Linked DNA regions of Mus musculus: region 2 is linked to region 1. A link is a contact called in ENCODE Hi-C or POLR2A ChIA-PET data. All regions are on one chromosome and are shown on one strand. Each heading gives the region's core, a stretch centred on a gene start or an enhancer-like site at or near the end of the contact. The rest is flanking DNA. Distances are from core to core; before and after follow the strand shown.

Evidence for each region. Hi-C counts contacts between places; a loop is a spot of excess contacts on that map. ChIA-PET counts read pairs that join two places held with the same protein, here RNA polymerase II (POLR2A).
Region 2: a map of gastrocnemius shows a loop between it and region 1 (4-fold over the local background). The contact joins the promoter of Crxos here to the promoter of Obox6 in region 1. A Hi-C loop is called at or near these places in 1 of 37 maps with a recorded cell type or tissue (gastrocnemius). POLR2A ChIA-PET finds 5 or more read pairs at or near these places in 1 of 5 experiments (embryonic stem cell).

The regions. Positions count from the first base shown.
Region 1 is chr7:15,835,782-15,843,216 of GRCm38, reverse strand. Obox6 (oocyte specific homeobox 6) reads left to right here and starts at 3,538. Exons shown (of 3, transcript NM_145710.2): 1 at 3,538-3,586.
Region 2 is chr7:15,892,369-15,899,803 of GRCm38, reverse strand. Crxos (cone-rod homeobox, opposite strand) reads right to left here and starts at 3,680. Exons shown (of 5, transcript NM_001033638.2): 1 at 3,547-3,680; 2 at 2,252-2,400; 3 at 1,188-1,359. The coding sequence starts at 3,571.

The sequences.
Region 1 (7,435 bases), core at 2,289-4,788:
TCTAACAGTCCCCAGACTATATTTTGCCTGCTTTTGGTCCCACCTCACTGTCCAAAAGGAAGTGCCTACTTCCCATGTTCCCTTTTTTTCTCTGAGACCTGGAAGGCCCGCCTCCTCCTTGCCCAGTGATCGGCTTCTTGTTGTCTTTATTATCCAATCAATTAATTAGTGGAAAATTCCACTACAAATATATATATCAAATATATATGTATACATATATCAAGTATATATTACAAATATATTACAAATACATATTACAGATATATTACAAATATATAAGTTACAAGTATTACAAATATATATATATATATATATATATATATATATATATATATATATACACACACACACACACACACACAAGAGCTATTTTTCCAGCATAACAATTTATTGAATCTTTTAGAATTTTATATCATGTACCATCTGGTCACATTCATATCCCCATCCTTCCAAGTCCACCTCAATCTTGTGACCTCCCCTAACAAAAATAGTAAAAAAAAAGAAATAAAAATAAAAACAGGACCAATTTGTGTTATCTATATAGTCATCAGAGCATAGTTATACTCTTTGTGGACTGCTTCTTAAACACAACTGAGTCCTTCTCTTTCACCCTTGCCAGAAGCCATCAACTGTGAAGGCTGCACTTCAGCGTTCCATCACATTTTAGTAGTTCTATTTAATGACTTCCTCTCTAGGTTTTTAGTTTGTTAGTTTGGGTTTGGGTTGTGCTGGAATGTGACTATTGGCTGTCACAGAAGCTTTCTGTGTCATACACTCTTAATTGTGAGTGTGCAGACATTGATATCACATCAATATCATTGTTGTTCTTCATAGTAAGTTGGAGCATGTAAGAACATGGCCTCCAGCAACAGAAGAATTATGGACCCAGACAAGGCCCACAGAGGCAGTTAGGACCATAAACATAGACATGGACTAAGGTGAAGAACAGGCCACTCATATCAATATGATTTTCTAGCTATAGCAAGGCCTGCTGATACTAACATGGCTTCACAATAGAGCACAGACTGCTTACAGCTATTAGATACAGCATTTCTTCATGGAGTCCAGCATGGTCTTGCATTCTGTCTGTCTTCTCAGTGTTGAGATTCCAAGTTTGTGCTAACACTTCAGCTTCACTATGACTTTCCCTAATCAATTAATGAGTTAAAATAATCTATTGTGTTATTCATACTTTATCTTTAAATCAACAAAGTGATTTTTTTTTTGAGACAGGGTTTCTCTGTATAGCCCTGGCTGTCCTGGAACTCACTTGTAGACCAGGCTGGCCTCGAACTCAAGAGATCCACCTGCCTCTGCCTCCCGAGTGCTGGGATTAAAGGTGTGCGCCACCACGCCCGGCTAACAAAGTAATTTTAATACAACTCCATATATCTCTGTTACTACTTTACAGTCTGCCACAATATCTAAGAAAATTAAAATCTTCGGTGCTTGTGATGGCTCAGAGCACCCTGTTCAGTTCCCGCAACTATGTTCTTTGTCTCCCCACTTTCAGGACCTCCAATGCAGGGCTCTTCCACTCTCTTCTGGACTTATGTGCTCACACAGTCACATGTGTTGTGTCTGTTTTCATACACTCAGTTAACAAGATGGAATGCAGAGCAGGCCCTTGGACAGTATAAAGGGTGGAGAAAGCTAGTTGTGTTTGTCTACACCTTTAATCCTAGCATTCAGGAGCCAAAGGCAGCTGGATGTTTGTAATTTTCAGGCCAGCCTGGTCTATATAGTGAGATTCAGGAGGTTCATGGCCATGTAAACAGATCTTGGGTGAATTGGAAAAGAATAGAACAAAAGCAACGAAGAGTCTCCAGAAATGGGAAGGAATGGGCAGGAGCCATGAGCTATAAACTATATGGAGGTCCCTTTTCTGAGATGGTCACTTCCAAAGAAGATGCATCTTTCTGGCTGTAGTACAAACATAGCAGTACCAAGTTCTCTGTTAGATTTTCAGTTCCCAAGCAAAATGGTCCTATTTATCTTTGCTCAATAAAGAAAGATGTCCAGAATGTGGTCATGATTCCATATGGTTTGAGCAGCAGACTGAGCGGAGCTTCTTGGTGGGATGGTTTCCTAAGTGTGAAAGGATAAAAAATGGGGAGGCTGGAAAGGTTCCTGATGAAAAAGAAATTTCAGGTCAGCCTTTTGGAGTAAACTTTTAGCTCCAAGAACAACATGGGAAAGATGGGAGAGCTTGCTGATGAATAGGGTGAATTTGGCATGACGTTTCTTTGTAGGTTGGGTGGATAGGATGGGAGCTTCTACCCATAGGAATATCTGGTGGTTGATGGAGAGGCTTGTATGTATAAGGCAGGGACTATGGGACTTCCCTGATTTATTTCTCTTAAAAGATATGCATGCAGGACAAGTAAGTGGTATTCTGGCTGAATGGTGTTACAGCCAGGAAGGTGTAAGAATAAGCAGGCCCTCCTCCTGATTATTTCCTTGAAGGAGATAATCAGACTTAGGGCTGAAATCAAGCAATTAGAAACAATGAGGAAAAATATAAAGAATCAACAAAACCAAGAGCTCAACCAGGTAGGCAAACCCTTAGTCAAACTAACTAAAAGGCACAGAGACACAGTATTTTTTCAATCTTCTTTCCCTCTCTCCCTCTCCCTTTCCCCCTGCCCCTCCCTCTCCCTTGCCCCTCCCTCTCCCCCTGCCCCTCCCTTTCCCCTGCCCCTCCCCCTCCTTCCCCCTCCCTCTCCCCTGTCCCTCCCCCTGCCCCTCCTTCCCCCTCCCTCTCCCCTGCCCTCCCCCTCCCCCACCCCTGCCCTCCCCCTTCCCCTCCCTCCCCTTTCCCCTCTCTCCCCTCCCCCTCCTCCTCCCCCCACCCCTCCCCCTTCCTCTCCTTCTCCCTCCCCCTCTCCCCATCTTTTCCAGAAAATATTGAGGTTGTTCACAGGATGGCAATAGCCTCACAAGATTCTATTTGGTTAAATTTGTGTTCAATTTTGTGGTAAAATTTAAACCTCAGTAGATGTGAAGAAAGCTTCCCAGTGACTGAACCACCATCCAAAGAACATGGACCTAGGCCTCCCTGCACGTATGTAGCAGATGTGCAGGCTGGTCTTCATGTGGGTCCAGAGCAACTGGAACAGAAGCTATCCCAAAAGCTCTTGCCTGTATGTAGGATATCTTCTTCTAATCGTGTCTTGTGTCAGTGGGAGAGAAAGCCTAGTAGAGATTTGATACCCACTCAGACCTCCCACTCACTCAGAGGAGAAGGGGATGGGGAATGGGAGGTGGGTGTGGGGGTGTTGAATGGATTGTGTGTGTGTGTGTGTGTATGTGTGTGTGTGTGTGTGACGGGAAGGGGGGCAGTGAATAAGTAAAAAATAAAATAGAATAAAAAAAACCCAAAAACTAAAACTCTGAAAGTTCAAGCTGAGACCAGTGTGGCACCAAAGGGTGGGTGAGGATAATTGATTTGAATGTCTGCAGAGTGGGAGGAACCAAAATGTGGGAGGGGCATTGAATTCAAGTTTGGAGAGAAACGTAACTGCAGGTCCTTTGAGTAGAAGTCAAACAGAGGATTGGGCAAACTATAGCAACCCTCTGATTTCAGGTAAGTTGCCGGGCTGAATGAAATGTTTAAAGTTGCTGGGTGAAGTGGGAATCATGGTGCAGAAGATTGAGAGCTAGTGAAGGAGGAGACTTGAGTACATTCTGTAGCTTGTATGGGTGTTTGATTGGTGAAGTCTAAAATAGGCCCTGTAGAGAGGCAGAAGAAATTGGGTAAATTTAGGAGCTGTGTACGTTTCTCCCATAGTTGTGAACACTGAGGATGAGTCAAGTGCAGGGATAGGGGCGGTCTGTGAATGAGCAATCCGGGGGCCCCAGGTGCTCTGTTCTCCATTCTAGGCCCAGGCCCGAGTCCTGTGTCATGCAGAAAGCCTGGATACATTGATGAGAGGGTTTACTGTAGGAGGTGGGGACTTTGGAGTTTCTCAGATTTCTTTCACTTTAAACGTGTGCATGTAGGACTAGGAGAAAGTTACCGTGGGCTCGCCAGTGACCTTGGGACCAGAGTGAGGTTTATGGTGGCCTAGATAGTGCATGGTGGTGGTGGTGAGTATTCTGGCTCAAAAGCGTCACAGCCATCTAGAAGGTGTAACAATATTGGGTGTTTGGACCAAACCTTTAATTCTAGGACTCAGAAACAATTGGCACGTGGCTCTCTGTGATAAGGAAGCCAGGCTTGTCTGTACAGTGAGATCCAGGACGTCAGGGACATCTATAAGGACCCTGTTTCAAAAAAAAAAAAAAAAGGAGGAATTAGGTGACATCACTGGGCAAAAATGAGCAGGTTCCCTGGGAAGCAGCATGAGAAGAGGCCCATTTCTTTTTTTTTTTTTTTTTAAATATTTATTTATTATATGTAAGTACACTGTAGCTGTCTTCAGACACTCCAGAAGAGGGAGTCAGATCTTGTTACAGATGGTTGTGAGCCACCATGTGGTTGCTGGGATTTGAACTCCGGACCTTCGGAAGAGCAGTCGGGTGCTCTTACTCACTGAGCCATCTCACCAGCCCGAGAAGAGGCCCATTTCTTTTTTCCCCCTTTTCTACTTATCTATTTATCTTTCTTTTTAAGATTATATATATCTATATTTTTTTAATTTTTTATTTTTTATTTTTTTTGGTTTTTCGAGACAGGGTTTCTCTGTGTAGCCCTGGCTGTCCTGGAACTCACTCTGTAGACCAGGCTGGCCTGGAACTCAGAAATCCGCCTGCCTCTGCCTCCCGAGTGCTGGAATTAAAGGCGTGCGCCACCACCGCCTGGCTTGTATTTGGTTTTTGTTGTTGTTGTTTTGTCGAGACAGGGTTTCTCTGTTTAGCTCTGGTTGTCCTGGAACTCACTCTGTAGACCAGGCTGGCCTGGAACTCAGAAATCCGCCTGCCTCTGCCTCCTGAGTGCTGGGATTAAAGGCGTGCGCCACCACCGCCTGGCATATATATATATATATATATATATATATATATATATATATATATATATAATTTTTTTTTTGTTGTTGTTGTTGTTGTTTTGTCGAGACAGGGTTTCTCTGTGTAGCCCTGATTGTCCTGGAACTCACTCTGTAGACCAGGCTGGCCTCGAACTCAGAAATCCGCCTGCCTCTGCCTCCCGAGTGCTGGGATTAAAGGCATGCGCCACCACCGCCTGGCTTGTATTTGTTTTTTTTGTTTTTGTTTTTGTTGTTGTTTTGTCGAGACAGGGTTTCTCTGTGTAGCCCTGATTGTCCTGGAACTCACTCTGTAGACCAGGCTGGCCTCGAACTCAGAAATCCGCCTGCCTCTGCCTCCCGAGTGCTGGGATTAAAGGCGTGCGCCACCACCGCCTGGCTTGTATTTGTTTTTTTTTTTTTTTTGTTTTTGTTGTTGTTTTGTCGAGACAGGGTTTCTCTGTGTAGCCCTGATTGTCCTGGAACTCACTCTGTAGACCAGGCTGGCCTCGAACTCAGAAATCCGCCTGCCTCTGCCTCCCGAGTGCTGGGATTAAAGGCATGCGCCACCACCGCCTGGCTTGTATTTGTTTTTTTTGTTTTTGTTTTTGTTGTTGTTTTGTCGAGACAGGGTTTCTCTGTGTAGCCCTGATTGTCCTGGAACTCACTCTGTAGACCAGGCTGGCCTCGAACTCAGAAATCCGCCTGCCTCTGCCTCCCGAGTGCTGGGATTAAAGGCATGCGCCACCACCGCCTGGCTTGTATTTGTTTTTTTTTTTTTTTTGTTTTTGTTGTTGTTTTGTCGAGACAGGGTTTCTCTGTGTAGCCCTGATTGTCCTGGAACTCACTCTGTAGACCAGGCTGGCCTCGAACTCAGAAATCCGCCTGCCTCTGCCTCCCGAGTGCTGGGATTAAAGGCGTGCGCCACCACCGCCTGGCTTGTATTTGTTTTTTTTTTTTTTTTGTTTTTGTTGTTGTTTTGTCGAGACAGGGTTTCTCTGTGTAGCCCTGATTGTCCTGGAACTCACTCTGTAGACCAGGCTGGCCTCGAACTCAGAAATCCGCCTGCCTCTGCCTCCCGAGTGCTGGGATTAAAGGCGTGCGCCACCACCGCCTGGCTTGTATTTGTTTTTTTTTTTTTTTGTTTTTGTTTTTGTTGTTGTTTTGTCGAGACAGGGTTTCTCTGTGTAGCCCTGGTTGTCCTGGAACTCACTCTGTAGACCAGGCTGGCCTCGAACTCAGAAATCCACCTGCCTCTGCCTCCCAAGTGCTGGGATTAAAGGCGTGTGCCACCACCGCCCGGTTTAAGATTTTTTATAAGATTACTTTAAAAAAAATTAGATATTTTCTTTATTTACTTTTCAAATGTTATTCCCTTTCCTGGTTTCCCCTCCGAAAACCCCCTATCCTCTCCCCCATCCCCTTTTTACTAACCCACCCACTCCTGCTTCCTGGCCCTGGCATTCCCCTATACTGGGGCATAGAACCTTCACAGGACCAAGGGCCTCTTCTCTCACTGATGACAAACTAGGCCATCCTCTGCTACATATGCAGCTAGAGCCATGAGTCCCACCATGTGTTTTCTTTGGTTGGTGGTTTAGTCCTAGGGAGCTCTGGGGGTACCGGTTAGTCATATTGTTGTTCCTCCTATGGGGCTGCAAACCCCTTCAGCTCCTTCAGCTCTTTTCTCTAACTCCTTCATTGGAGACCCTGTGCTCTGTCCAGTGGATGGCTCTGAGCATCCACTTCTGTATTTTTCAGGCACTGGCAGAACCTCTCAGGAGACAGTTTTATCAGGCTCTTGTTGGCATCCACAATAGTGTCTGGGTTTGGTGGTTGTATATAGGATGGATCCCTGGTGGGGCAGTCTCTGGATGGTCATTCCTTCAGTCTCTGCTCCCTTTTTCTTCTATTGGATATTTTTATTTATTTACATTTCAAATGTTATTCCCTTTCCAGGTCTCCCCTCTGGAACCCACCATCCCATCCCCCTTCCCCCTGTCTCTGTGAGGGTGGTACTCCACCCACCCACAAACCTACTTCCACCTTCCCGCCCTGGCATTCCTCTAAGTTGGGGCATGGAACACCCTCAGGCTCAAGGGCCTCTCCTTCAACTTATGTTCAACAAAGCCATCCTCTGCCACATATGCGGCCGGAGCCATGGGTCCTTCCATGTGTACTCTTTGGTTGGTAGTCCAGTCTCTGGGAGCTCTGAGGGGGGGGTCTGGCCGGTTGACACTGTTGGTCCCCCCATGGGGCTGCAAACCTCCTCAGCATATGAAGCTCAAGAAGGAGGCCCATTTCTTAAGATAGTCACAGAATATTCAAGGACAAATTTCTTCTAGATGGTGATGAAAGAGGTCAGGTGACCTGAAGGGATGGGTGTGGTGTGTTGTGGTTGTACATGCTTTTAATCTAAGCACTGGGTAGGGTGGTAGAGCCATGTGGATCTCTAGGAGTTCTAGGTC
Region 2 (7,435 bases), core at 2,431-4,930, 56 kb before region 1:
TTACTCAAGAGGCAAAGGCAGGCAGAGTTCTGTGAGTTCAAGGCCAGCCTGATCTCCATAGGCAGGGATGGTCCATGCAGAGGCTTCTAGTCCTGCTGTAACCGGTCTCACTAGTGTAGTCCATACATATACAATAAATTCCTGATTTTCCATTATGTCCAGGTGTTAATCAAACTCTCGGGAGGGAGTTTCCTCAACTTCAAGTCTAAGCTTAAAGACTTTGGGATCAGGGATAGCACAGTGGTGGTATGAGCCTTATATACCAGCACTTTGAGGCAGAGCTAGGCACATCTGGAGTTAATTCAGATTCAAGGTTAATGGTGCAAAGTCCAGGCCAGCTAGAAGTATCACAGTGAAACTTTTACCTCAAAGAGCATCACGCACAAATAAGAAACCTAGCTATTGAGGCGACTGTGATGAAAGACCTTTGGCAGGAAGCCTGAAGAGCTAAGCTCCACTCCAGCACCAGGAGACCCTAATCCTATGCTGTCCTTTGTCCTGACTTCTATACAACAGCCAGCTTCCACACAAAGTATTTTTTTGTGAAAACAACACAAGCTTTTTTAAAAAACCAATTTGTCAACAATTTCATGTTATCAATGAGCCACTCCAAGATCTAAATCCCCAAGCAGGTGCCTCAGAAACACCAATAGACCAAAAAAAAAATACAATCCAATCACACACAAACCAATAAGTTACTCATTGGTACAAGATGAGTGATCAAGGTCAGAGGGAATAAAAATCCAGCCTTGTTAGCCAGTCAATCTCTTGGGAAGTGGTTGTTCTGGCAGTATATGTCAGCCTGTAACCATGCCTTGGGAAAGGAGGCAAGAAGTCAGTGTGATACTGTGCTGCACATTGAGTTGATAGCTATCCTGAAGGAGAGGCCACTTTTGAGGGGAGGCTGTTAAAAGAAGTGGAACCACAGCAGTGGGGTTTGGCCCTGGACATTCAAGTGGAGGCCCTAGGTGGAGACTCAACACCATTTCTGCACCATTTCTGTCCAATGTCATCTGTCCTGGCACCCAGGTATTCAAACATTGACCCTGAGGGTTCTGGGAGGCATCCACCATTTGATGAGTTTGGTGCAGCCAGGCCTGTGATAGGGGGTGGGGAATTGGGGAAACAGTTTTTGTGGTACATGTTGGAGTGGCCCATGGGGAAGGAGGATCAGCAACTGTGCTTACAGCTGGTCGAGGACTCAGGGGGATTGATGGGAATGAGCCTGTACTTCCAGCTTGGTGGCCTGCAGCACAGGGCTTTGTGGGAAGGAGAAGAGGTACCATCCAGGGCAGACTGCTGCAGCCTGGCCAAGGGGGGCCGCATCTCCTCCTCCAAGGATCTCTGGATGAACCAAGCCTGCAGGGAAGAACACATGTAAACATATCTAAGGAAGGACCATGTGCTCCCTAGCCTTTGAGGTCATGCTAGGGGCATCCCCCTAAGCTAGCTCCCCAAAGCTGCCCCCAAAATGTTCTCTAGCCTTCTTTTCCATGAGGGACCCAAAAGGAGGCCCCTAAGGAATACTGAGAGGCCTCAAGGGTAGGGCCTACCATCCAGGGATGCAGCCTGCTAGAGTGCCTAGCATGTATATGGTTTTCAACCTTCATGATGCTTGAGCCTTTAATAAACTTCTTTGTGTTGTTGTCTGCCCAATCCCCAAACCAATAAATTGTTTTTGCCTTGTTGGAGTGGGTAGAGGTTGGTAGGGTGACTCACACCTTTAATCCCAGCACTGGGAGTTAAAGGCAGGCCTTCTCTTAGTTTGAGGTCAGCATGGTCTATGGAGTGTTTTTAAGAAAAGAGCAACCCTGTCCAGTGAAAATTATTTTCACTGCTACTTCATAAGTGTAATTTTGCTACTATTATGAATTGCTATGGTGTGAATGTCTCTGTATTCTGTTGGTCTGGTCTGGCCTCTGGGCAAGATTTGTTCATCCCAGAATCAATGAGTTGGATATCCACAGCTTGAGAATTGCTGCCTTAGACTGGACCCACACTGTTTTCTCATAGGAGGCAGTCTGTCTGTGTCTTCTTTCCAGAAAGCACCAATGTGACCTCCAACCACAAAATAACTCTTGTTTCTATTTCCTAACTGTCTTTTAGTTACTGTTATGAATCCTAATGTAAGTATCTGAAATGCAGAATATCTACAGGGTAATCTCTGAGAATGGGTTTTTTGACCCCAATGGGTTCTCAGTGTGGAGAACACTGACTTAGAGGCATATAAGGTTGGAGATGGCAATCTGACCTCAACTTGTTCCTCTTTCAGTTTCAGTCTGGTGGCCATGATCTTTCGATCCTGGAGGTCTGGGTATGGTTCCACCTTGAAGTATGCTTCCAGCTCTGAAAGCTGCTCCCAACTGAACTTCTGGTCAAGGGGACCCAGGGTACAGGAGGCTAAGACAGAGAAGGAGAAATGGGTCAGGCAATCTCTATCATGAGAGTGGAGAGTCAGCCCTCACTGTCAAGCCTGATGGTGTGAAATGTGATCTTGAGGGACTCATGGTAGGAGCTAACCTATTGAACAAAGAGGTCCTGAGACCTCTACAGCCTTGCCTGCATGTACCCCTGACACAGTTTTAGCCACTGTCAGGAGATGAGTCTCTCTCACAACCCCAATCTCTGATTTTCCTCTTGGGTAGTCTATGCATCAATAAGATACCTGTGACCCACTTTAATTCCCCACTTTCCAATTCCATCCAGTTAAACTTTTCTGGGGCTAAAGACCTGAATCTTTGGGAAAAAAAAAAAGCAAAAGCAGAGTGGATAGTCACACTCTTAAGCCCAGCAATGGGAGAATTGAGGCAGGAGTATGGAAAGTCTGAACTGCTCATTTTGTTGCTGGAATTATAGAGTCTCTATAGACTGAATTTGGCGGAGAATGGCGGTTGTAAGCCTGTAATCCCAGCACTCAGGTAGAAGGATTTCCTTACAAGATTTCAACATTGCCAGGTTCAACATAGCCAGGCATGGAGCTATTAATCTAAAATCTTAGCACTTGGGAGGCAGAGGGAGGTAGATATCAGAGTTGAGGCCAGCTTGATCTACAGGGAGAGACCATGCCTCCAAAGATACACACAATTGTTCAAGATCATTTCCAACATGCCTGTGTGAGGTCTACTAAACTCAACTATTAGCACCCTCCCTGAAGGAAAACCTGTCAAATGCAAATCTTACAAAATGAAAATCAAAACTAAAAGAATTCATATGAGTCTGCAAACATTTCCCTTGCTAATACAGTAGCCTCAACCTAAGCAGATAGGTTTTTTGGAGGAATCCGACCAAGAGCCTCATAATTAGCTGCTGTTACATTGGTTCTCCCTTCCTTAATTGTGGACCCTGGAGGAGCCAAAGTGCCTGGGGTTCAGACCAGCTCTCTTGACACCACCACATAGACCCCCAACTCCACTGTCATGGCCTTACTTTCTACAAGACCCGGTCTGCTCTTTGGGCCAAAAGGGAAATGCAAACCCAGGCCTCACCATAGCAATCCTGTCCACCCGACAGACTTCATGTAACAGGGTTTTTAGGGCCCAGACTTACTCAGGGAACGTGGAGATGCTTCCATTTCGCCTGTAGCTCACTTCAGTTGTGATTGAAGGTATGCTCTAAGGATTTAGGATTCAAACTGAGCTTCAAGTTGGGCGCACTGAGCAGGGACCCTCCAACCTGTAGCCCCTCCCACAATTTAGCATCCAGCCAAGAGGAAGGGCAGGCTCCACCCAGTGTCTCCTTTGTAGGAGGAAATGGACTCCAGCCAGATACCCAGGTGTTCTTCCCCATTCTTTCCCGAATCTGCTTGCTTCTCCTCTATGTCAAAGCACCATCCTAGTGTGTCAGGGGCCCGCCCTGGCCGTCCATTTGTCCTGATTACCAGACAACCTCTAAGATTACTAAGGTGTCTGCCCTTGTAGGCTTGCTCAGGTGACTGCCTTGATTTCTTTGGGGTTACTTTTAAAAATTAGGGCAAATGGATATTCAAGGGAATACATGGCTAATGAGTCCAGGAACTCCTTTGTAGACCAGGCTATCCTCCAACTCAGAAAACCACTGGCCTCTGCCTCCCAGTGCTGGGATTAAAGGTGTGATCCACTTTACAGGCTCATTGTTGACATCTGTTTGAGATGTTGTCATGTTGTCCAGGGAAGGTTGGAACTTTCAACCTTGTGAGTTTATAGGTTTGTGATACCAAGTCTAGCTCCCTTTGGTGGTTTTTTTTTTTTTTTTTTTTTTTTGAGACAGAGTTTCTCTGTGTAGCCCTGTAGCCCTGGCTGTCCTGGAACTCACCTTGTAGACCAGGTTGTCCTTGAACTCAGAAATCTGCCCGCCTCAGCCTCCCAAGTGCTGGGATTAAAGGCTTGAGCCACCATGCCCTTTGGTGTTTCAACTTTTCTTTTTCTAATAAACCTCGAAGCTGTGGCATTGCACATGTTAGTTACTTTACCACTGAGCCAGTCTTACCCTCCCCCCCCCTCCATCTTCCAACAAAGAAGGGATTTTCATACCCCTGCCCATCCTGGAACTCACTATGGAAACCAGTCTGGCTTCAAAGTCAGAAATCCACCTTTTCTGTCTCCCACTCACTTGGATTAAACTGGTGTTCCACCTCTGCCAGATATCATCTTTTGCTTTTAAAGACTGGCTGGTGTTAAAAGGCCAGAGTGACTGGATAGTTCTCTTGTACAAGACATTCCTCCTGCTGAACAAGGGCAGATATAGTTTAATTTTTTTTTTTTTTTCGAGACAGGGTTTCTCTGTATACCCCTGGCTGTCCTGGAACTCAGCTTGTAGAACAGGCTGGACTGGAACTCAGAAAGCCACCTTACTGTGTCTCCGGAGTGCTGGGATTAAAGGTGCTTACTACCACACCTGGCGCTTTCCTGTATGTATGTATGTATGTATGTATGTATGTATGTATGTATGTATGTATGTATTTATCTGATCAGTGTTTCAGTCAGGGTCTCATTATGTCCCTGTGGCTGCCCTGGACTCAATATGTAGACCAGGTTGTCCTCAAGATCTCAGAGATCTGCCTGCCTCTAATCCAGGTTACTTGGATCAAAGGCCATCCTAGCTTTCTGGAAATGTGAACATTGCTTGACCTTGAAGGGCTGATCTTCCAGATTTCTCCTCCCAAGTGCTGGAATTACGGGCATGCATATGAGACCTAGGCTTCAATCACTGGAGATGAAAAGTATGAGTCTGAGTGTGCTACTAAAAGTGAGACCCAGCAATGTGTTATACCACACTCCCAGGTTTGTTTTCCTTTTTCTTTATAAAGGCTTTGAGCAGAAATTCTGGCTGGGCTGGCACTTGGATATGTAGATTGGGATGTTCTTGCACTCTGCTTCTAAGACAGGAATTAAGGCATGTCCCACCACACCCAAGCCTTTGAGATAAGCCTTTGTTAGAAGGCTACCATGTGTAGCCCTGGGGATGTGGTGGGAGGAAGACAGGTATATTTCTGAGATTTGAGGACCAACCTGGCCTGCATACAGCATTTTAGAGCAGTTATAAATTCAACTGTAGCGGGGCTGTGGTGGAGCATGCCTTTAATCCCAGTACTTGGGAGGCAGAGACAGGCAGATATCTGAGTTTGAGTCCAGCCTGGTCTACAGAGTGAGTTCCAGGACAGCCAGAGCTACAGAGAAATCCTATCTTGAAAACAAAACAAACAAACAAACAAAAAACAAAATCTAGCAAACAAAAATCCTTGTGTCTTGAGATGCCTCAGTGGCCAAAGTCTTTTGCTGCCAGGCCTTGGCCACCTGAGTAGTTGCTGCTAGATTCACCCGTTTATATAAATTTTATAGAATATAATTAGAATGAGGTAGACTAGCATAACAGATCATTTTAGCTTATGGTCCTGTTTGGTTTGAGTTACTCACACCCTTCCCTCTTGTAATAACACACTTGGCAACCTAGTTTCTTCCCATGTGGATACTATGCCCACACACCCCTCTCTACACAGTGCACCCAGCAGCCTCAAAACCCCTTGACCCCCACAACCTCCTTGTGTTATTCATTCTTCTACCTCAAGGATAGTATAGATTTCTCTGCCCACAGCATCAAATTTAGATACATTCTGTTCAAGCAGATTCCTAAAGTGTAGGGTAGTGGGAAGAGATGGGCTGATCTAACTGGAACTGGTTTTGGTTGCATGTACAGTGAGAGGAAACTGTCCTTGGAGTGAACTTTTATAAAGAGTCGCTTCTCCATCTCACGCCTATGCACAGTTGGGTGTGTGCATGGTTAAAATCAGACCATAGTGAGGATGGACATTCAAAGTAGATATATGACTTCATCTGTCAATTAGAATAGAGAACTGTGATGGTTTACATATGCTTGGCCCAGGGAATGGCACTGTTAGGAAGTGTGGCCTTGTTGGAGTGATAGTGTCGCTATGGGTGTGTGCTTAAGACCCTCACCCTTGCTACCTGGAAACCAGTATTCTGCCAGCAGCCTTCAGATGAAAATGTGGAACTCTCAGGTCTGGCCTGGATGCTGCCATGTTCCTGTCCTGATGATAGTGGACTAAACGTCTGAACCTATAAGCCAGCCTCAATTAATTGTTGTCTTTTATAAGACTTGCCTGGGTCATGGTGTCTGTTCACAGCAGTAAAATCCTAAGACAAGAACCTTAGGTGTTAAGAGCACTAGCTGCTTTTCCAGGGGACCCACTTTACATTCCGAGCAACCACATGGCAGCTCACAACCCTCTGTAACTCCAGTGCCAGGGGATCTGATGCCCTCTTCTGGCCTCCACCCTCACCAGGCACACAAAGGTACATAGACACATTCTCAGATAAAACACCCATACCCATAAAATAAAACAACAACAAAAAGAGGACCCCTTAAACTGTATCTTTTAGTAACCACCTTCTCTCTTTTTCTTTCTTGGGTTAATGTGTATGAATAGGAATGGCTAGGACTTAGAATCACTCCTGGATAAGCATGCAGATAGGAAGAAGGGCCTTGGCTAGGTGATAAAGTTGACCTCCAGCAGGGCTGCCTTCTTCCTTATGCTCCTGATCCCAGACAAAAAAGCATGGCAGCTTAAAACAAAGCACAGTCAGGTCCCTGCTCTGATGGACTGGGTCAACAAGTTCAAGGCCAGGTCAGGACTTGTTAACCAATAGTTGAGGCTCAGTCAGTGATCCTGTTTGTCTTCAAACTGACCAATCCTAAATTAGGGAAAGAAAGCAATTTGGCAGAAAACCAAACCAAAACAAAAACCATCCCCTCAAGGAGAAACTAGGCCTCTACTTTCTGAGTTTAGTCCTGTGCTCCCCCCCCATTCCCCCCTCCCTACACAGAGGGTCTTTTCTTGGTCTGCTGCCTGTACTTCCTCACCGCTAATAACAGCTGCTTTTTTTTTTTTTTTTTTTTTTTTTTTTGAGAGAGAGGATTTCTCTCTGTAGCCCTGGCTGTC